2 separate regions of the Mus musculus genome follow, and region 1 is linked to region 2. A link is a loop called in an ENCODE intact Hi-C map of the cell type or tissue named here. Cell type or tissue: left cerebral cortex. All regions are shown on one strand. Region 1 overlaps Tbc1d5 (TBC1 domain family, member 5). Region 2 overlaps Tbc1d5 (TBC1 domain family, member 5).

Region 1 (2,500 bases), 150 kb before region 2:
GATTGATCTTGGGCAGGACATGTGTACATAACCATAGCTGCTGTGAGTTTGTGAGTTCAATGCCACCATGCTACTTTAAAAAATAATTTTGCCCTGCATCAGAGACTGAAATACCTATGCCTCTGAACTATGTCCTCAGTCCTTATAACAGTTTCTCAAGACAGATATTGTGTCATTTCTCAAAACCAATGGACTCTGACCAATGACAGGCTTGTGTTCTGAGATTTCAGTAGCTTTCTCTTTAGGATATCTTTCTTCAGAGGTTGTGTCTGAGGTTTTGGCTTTGATAATGAATTTTTACATCTCATGTCAATTTTATTTTAGTATTATGGAATTTTTCACTAATTTTTTAAAACCAATCTCAGTAGCCTCAACTGTTGACAAATGATTCTTAATGTTTAGTTCGGTTGCATGGTGGTGTGAATGTGGGTCTGATTCCTCTAGCCAAACTCAGTAAATGGATTGGGACAATTAATTTCCAATTGTTTCCCAGTTGAACAGATTTACTTGTATATTAATGAGACACAGGTGTTGGGCCCCTGGTGCCTGCATGCCTGGGAGGTATATTTCAGTTGTTTATCTACTCAGCCAGAGGTACTGCAAAAAATTCGGGCTGGCCTGTAACAGTTTTTTTTACACTGAGGCTTTTACATTTTTTGATGTTTTCTTGAAGTTTCCATGTACCAGTTAATATTTTCACACTGACCATGTAAAAAGAAGTTGTAGGGAATAGGAAAGAGCATGCACAGTTTAAAAGGGTAGTATTCTTTTACATTTAACTGAGTGGCTTAGCAGGAAAGAAAACAGGATTATTCGGAGTTATATCATGTGAGAAGTCAGTATAACTAAGAGGCTGCTTTTTCATTATGTAATTTTGAAACATATATCTTTGTTAACAGATAAATGTGTCATATATTCTTATTAAAACTCATTTTTCTTATACATTCACTGAACTACACTGCCAGTGTTTCACAGGAAATAGAATAGCCTCCATAGACATTACAAAATTCAAAGCTAGGATAATTATAGCGATCTACATATTCATTAAATCTACAGAAGAACTGTGTCCAAGAAGACAGCCATTCGTTCAGATACAGAACACCACTAAATACATACATTTTAAAAGTTAAATTTCTTAGGCTATTTAAAATTAGTTTCCTGTAGCACTCCTCTTGTAGTAGAAGGATTTTAACAAAAGGACACCCCTGATCTGGTTCCTTTCCTACAGGAAAGAATGGGAAGAACTATTTGTAAACAACAATTACTTGGCAACAGTAAGACAGAAGGGGATTAATGGGCAGCTGAGAAGCAGCAGGTTCCGCAGCATTTGCTGGAAGGTAAGAAGAAAATATTTATTTACAGTTTGTGGTTGCAGTATATCAACACATTAGCTGATGCCCTGGAAGATTACCCACACAGGGATCACTGAAATTTCAGGATATTTCTCTCCCAACTTCTTAGCCATTCATGGTTCTCTTTCCTAGGACATTTACTAACAATTTGAAGCTGCCTGGGCAGGTGGAGCTAGCAAATGAATCTCGGAAGTAGCTCTTTTCATCTCTTTTAATGGGGAACAGTTCAGAGCTGCACGTTACCTGAGGAGGCTTTCTCCGATTTTCTGGGAAGTTGGGCAGGAGAAGTGGAGAGTAAGCCTGAGGTTCCTGTTCCAGGAGCATCTCCCATGCAGTCATCCCTTTGTCTTCCTGAGAAGCACATGGAAAGACTTCACAGTCTTTTGTTCAAGATAGAAAATGGAGGCAACCAGGGGAGGAGAAGGAAATTGGGTCATTCTCCTTCAGAGAGAAAGGGTCATTGGTCAACAAAACTGGGAATTGATGATCTGCAGTTATCATTTTAATTGCTTTGAAAAATTAGCCCTTTTTCTTTCTTAAAATGAATGAATTTGGGTGTGGACTTATTTTTTAAATGACCTTTATCAGTATTTTAAGGCAATCTGCATAAATTGAGCCTACAGAGTTTGTACAAATCAAAAAAAAGTTAGAAATACGTGATTTATTATATAGTTCTGGATTTAATAATTTAGATTTAATAATGAAAATACATTTTTCTCTTTCTAGAGGCAGTCAGGAGACATGCTGCTAGGAAATTTGTATTCAAATATTTGTGCCCCACCCTCACTCTCTGTTGCTTAACTTTAAATATATTTCATTTACTAAAATAAGTCAAAGCCTAGATTTATTTTATTATTGTGTTAAACTAAATTAAATCAAATTTGTCATTTTAAGAATGCTTATTTTCATAAGCTGATTGCCAGTTGTAAATTACATTCTTTGCTGTAAAAGGAATGGCTTCACTTCTTTGACTATGCCCTCAGTCCTCAGATGGCTTGGTCTTCTTCTGTTTTCTTCAAACAGAGTATGAAATCTAGGAATTGCTTACCAGGTGTTGCATGCAGTAACTTCCTAGCATTCTCAGGTAGATTAGACTTAAACCTCCAGGAGTTTTTTCTTTATTTAGAATAAGTCATCAAGAAAGCGTA
Region 2 (2,500 bases):
TGGTTTGTATTTTTACTTTTTGTGTTGTTTCAGTACTGCAAGACTTTAACTATCTCCCTTTGATTCTAGCAGGTCTCTTAGGAATTTAAATAGGTCTCAGTGAAGGCAATATTGAGTCCATTCATGTGTTCAAGTCACATCATTGTTCCTAATAATGGCTTTAAGTGCCTAGATAGATCAGCACTTCATGTCTTGAATTGCTTGTCATTTCTTTGTAAAGATGTCTCAGGGACCATTCCCTGGGACTGCTCTTTTAATATTTTCTAACAAAAGTAGCATGATACTTTATTAGTTTGTTGAAAGTCAGAAAAGAAACCTCTTTTATATTTGCAAAAACAAAATGCTTTTCCAGGTTCAGAGAATAAAGAGCAGAATCAGTCATGAATCGTAGTTTTGTAGGAGGTAATTTTTAAAATAGATGATGAGCAGACTCTGACCTGGAATGTATTCTGCCAGTGGCTTTAACCTCTATTTTATTTTTCCAGTATACTTGGGTCTAGGTTGTCATCAGCTACCCTGAGAAACCTATATAATTCGGAGAGAGAGAAGTTGCAGTTAGACTTAACAGTATGTAGTCACGGAAGCAGCCGTTATCTTCATCAAGGCAATTCAGATTTGATTATTACAGATCTCTGTTGAATACCAAACCAATGGAATAGTAGCTGTAGTTAAATCAGGGGATTGTCATTTCTGTCAGATGATTAGGGCTGGCTTGGAAGAGATATGAACAGGCTGCGCTGTGTAAATACTCTCAGCAAAAAGAGAAAAGGTCTTTCATGGCCATTAAGATGCAGCTTATTAGCTTGATGAATTTCAAACTATTTAACCTTAATTATATTTCCTCTATACCCCACCCCAGCATGCAGGCATATCAGTACCTTGAGATGATATCTCCAAGGGTTGGTATCTAAGCATAGCCGTGTTTTTCTATTATGATAAAATTCAGCCATTCTGTTTCTAACTAGATCTTTCAGAGAACAGTGCATGCTCTGGTCTAAAGACCTAGTTGTTACCTAAATTAAGTGCCTACGTGGACATTAGAAAACATTCAGATGTTTATAAAACATTTTAGAGGGAATTATGTAATTTATTATGTTAGAGATTGTAATATACAATTAAATTATGGTGTAAATGTTATGATTTTATAAAGTGCAAGTATATTTAATTTGTAATAGTCTGTGAGGAGGTTAGCACATTAAATAATTAGTACAGTTTAAAGAATAGCTGTACACTTAAATGGACACACCCAGTTTAATGGTTTGAAGACATTCCTCCCATACTATAAATAATATTAAATGACAGACAGGGCAGAATTGACACTTTTATAGAAATGTGCATTGGCCCTTTTTCATTGGCCAGTTTGATGGCCATACTTCTAATATTTCCATTGGCTGACACATTTTTGGTACTTATTAAACTCATGAATAAGATTAGATGACATAGAAATTGTTAACTTTAAAACAATTCATTTTTGGCAATGGAGGACTCGGTGTGCCATCTAGTGGACATATTTAGATTTCTGGCCATCAAATATTTAGGATTGTTTTTACCTTCTCCACCTATTGTCCCTTGGCCTCTTTTGATTATTCATGCTTATGTTGCAAACCAAGTAATTATTCAGTTTTGCTGTAATTTTATCTCATTTTTGAAATATATATTTGAAAGTGACTGAAAGCACCAGAAACCAGCCTAGCGACACTGATGCATTCGCACAGCAGCATAGGTCACAATGGAGTATGCTTGATGTTTCTCAGTTTTCATCAGCCAAGAAAGAACCACTGGAACAAAAGTCAGGTCTGATAATCACTAGATGGCCACCTAGCCAGGTATGATGATTATTAGATGTCTGATATATGCTCCTTTAGCCAGGTATGATAATTACTAAATGTCTTATATATGGTCCTTTAGACACTGTTTTGTATTTCTTTTTCTTTAGAGAAATCCAAGGCCGGCGACTTACCAGTTCCACCCCAACTTAGACTACTACAAAGCACGGGGAGCCGACCTTATGAACAAAAGCCGGTGAGTCACTGTCCATCGGCAACAGTTGTGAATCACAAACAGTCATGAAGCCATGGGGAATTTGTACATCTTTCCTAAGGACTGTTTTCTAGACTTTAGACTTTTTTATATGTAATGAATCTTTGTTTGAAGTTCTTTAAGGTATCATAAGACAGTATTTTTATGACAGTGGTAATATGAGTTAATACAGCACTGTAGTAATCCACAATCCATATGTAGTATCCTCAGCACACTGACATAGATCAACCTCAGGACACAGCTGTGCCACTCCTGAGCATTGACCCACAGGGCTCCGGAACATCGTGTCACAGAGTCACTGGCCCATTCCCATTTGCTGGATAACTATTTGTCGTAGTTTTAGAGCTAACCTAACTGTCCAATAACATAGAAGTGGATAGAGAAGATGTAGTCTATATACACAATGAAACCGTTTTAATCCACAAAAGGCTGGGAAGGGAAAAAGAAGGCAGTATTGGCA

What was found. Peaks named below come from ENCODE experiments on the same cell type or tissue, not always from the same donor. Only the 100,000 strongest peaks of a DNase experiment are listed, where the experiment ranks them.
Region 1: it touches region 2 in a loop (5-fold over the local background); 18 of 42 quality-filtered maps call a loop at or near these places.

Annotation. Positions count from the first base shown.
Region 1 is chr17:50,967,027-50,969,526 of GRCm38, reverse strand. Tbc1d5 (TBC1 domain family, member 5) reads left to right here. Exons shown (of 22, transcript NM_028162.4): 5 at 1,229-1,337. Among named protein-coding and RNA genes, the nearest start is that of Gm31083, 88 kb to the right of the region's middle. In left cerebral cortex, no CTCF peak of the experiment used is centred here; a DNase peak (open chromatin) is centred at 1,293.
Region 2 is chr17:50,813,278-50,815,777 of GRCm38, reverse strand. Tbc1d5 (TBC1 domain family, member 5) reads left to right here. Exons shown (of 22, transcript NM_028162.4): 16 at 1,937-2,022. Among named protein-coding and RNA genes, the nearest start is that of Gm41598, 24 kb to the right of the region's middle. In left cerebral cortex, a CTCF peak has its summit at 1,503 (motif pointing left); a DNase peak (open chromatin) is centred at 1,498.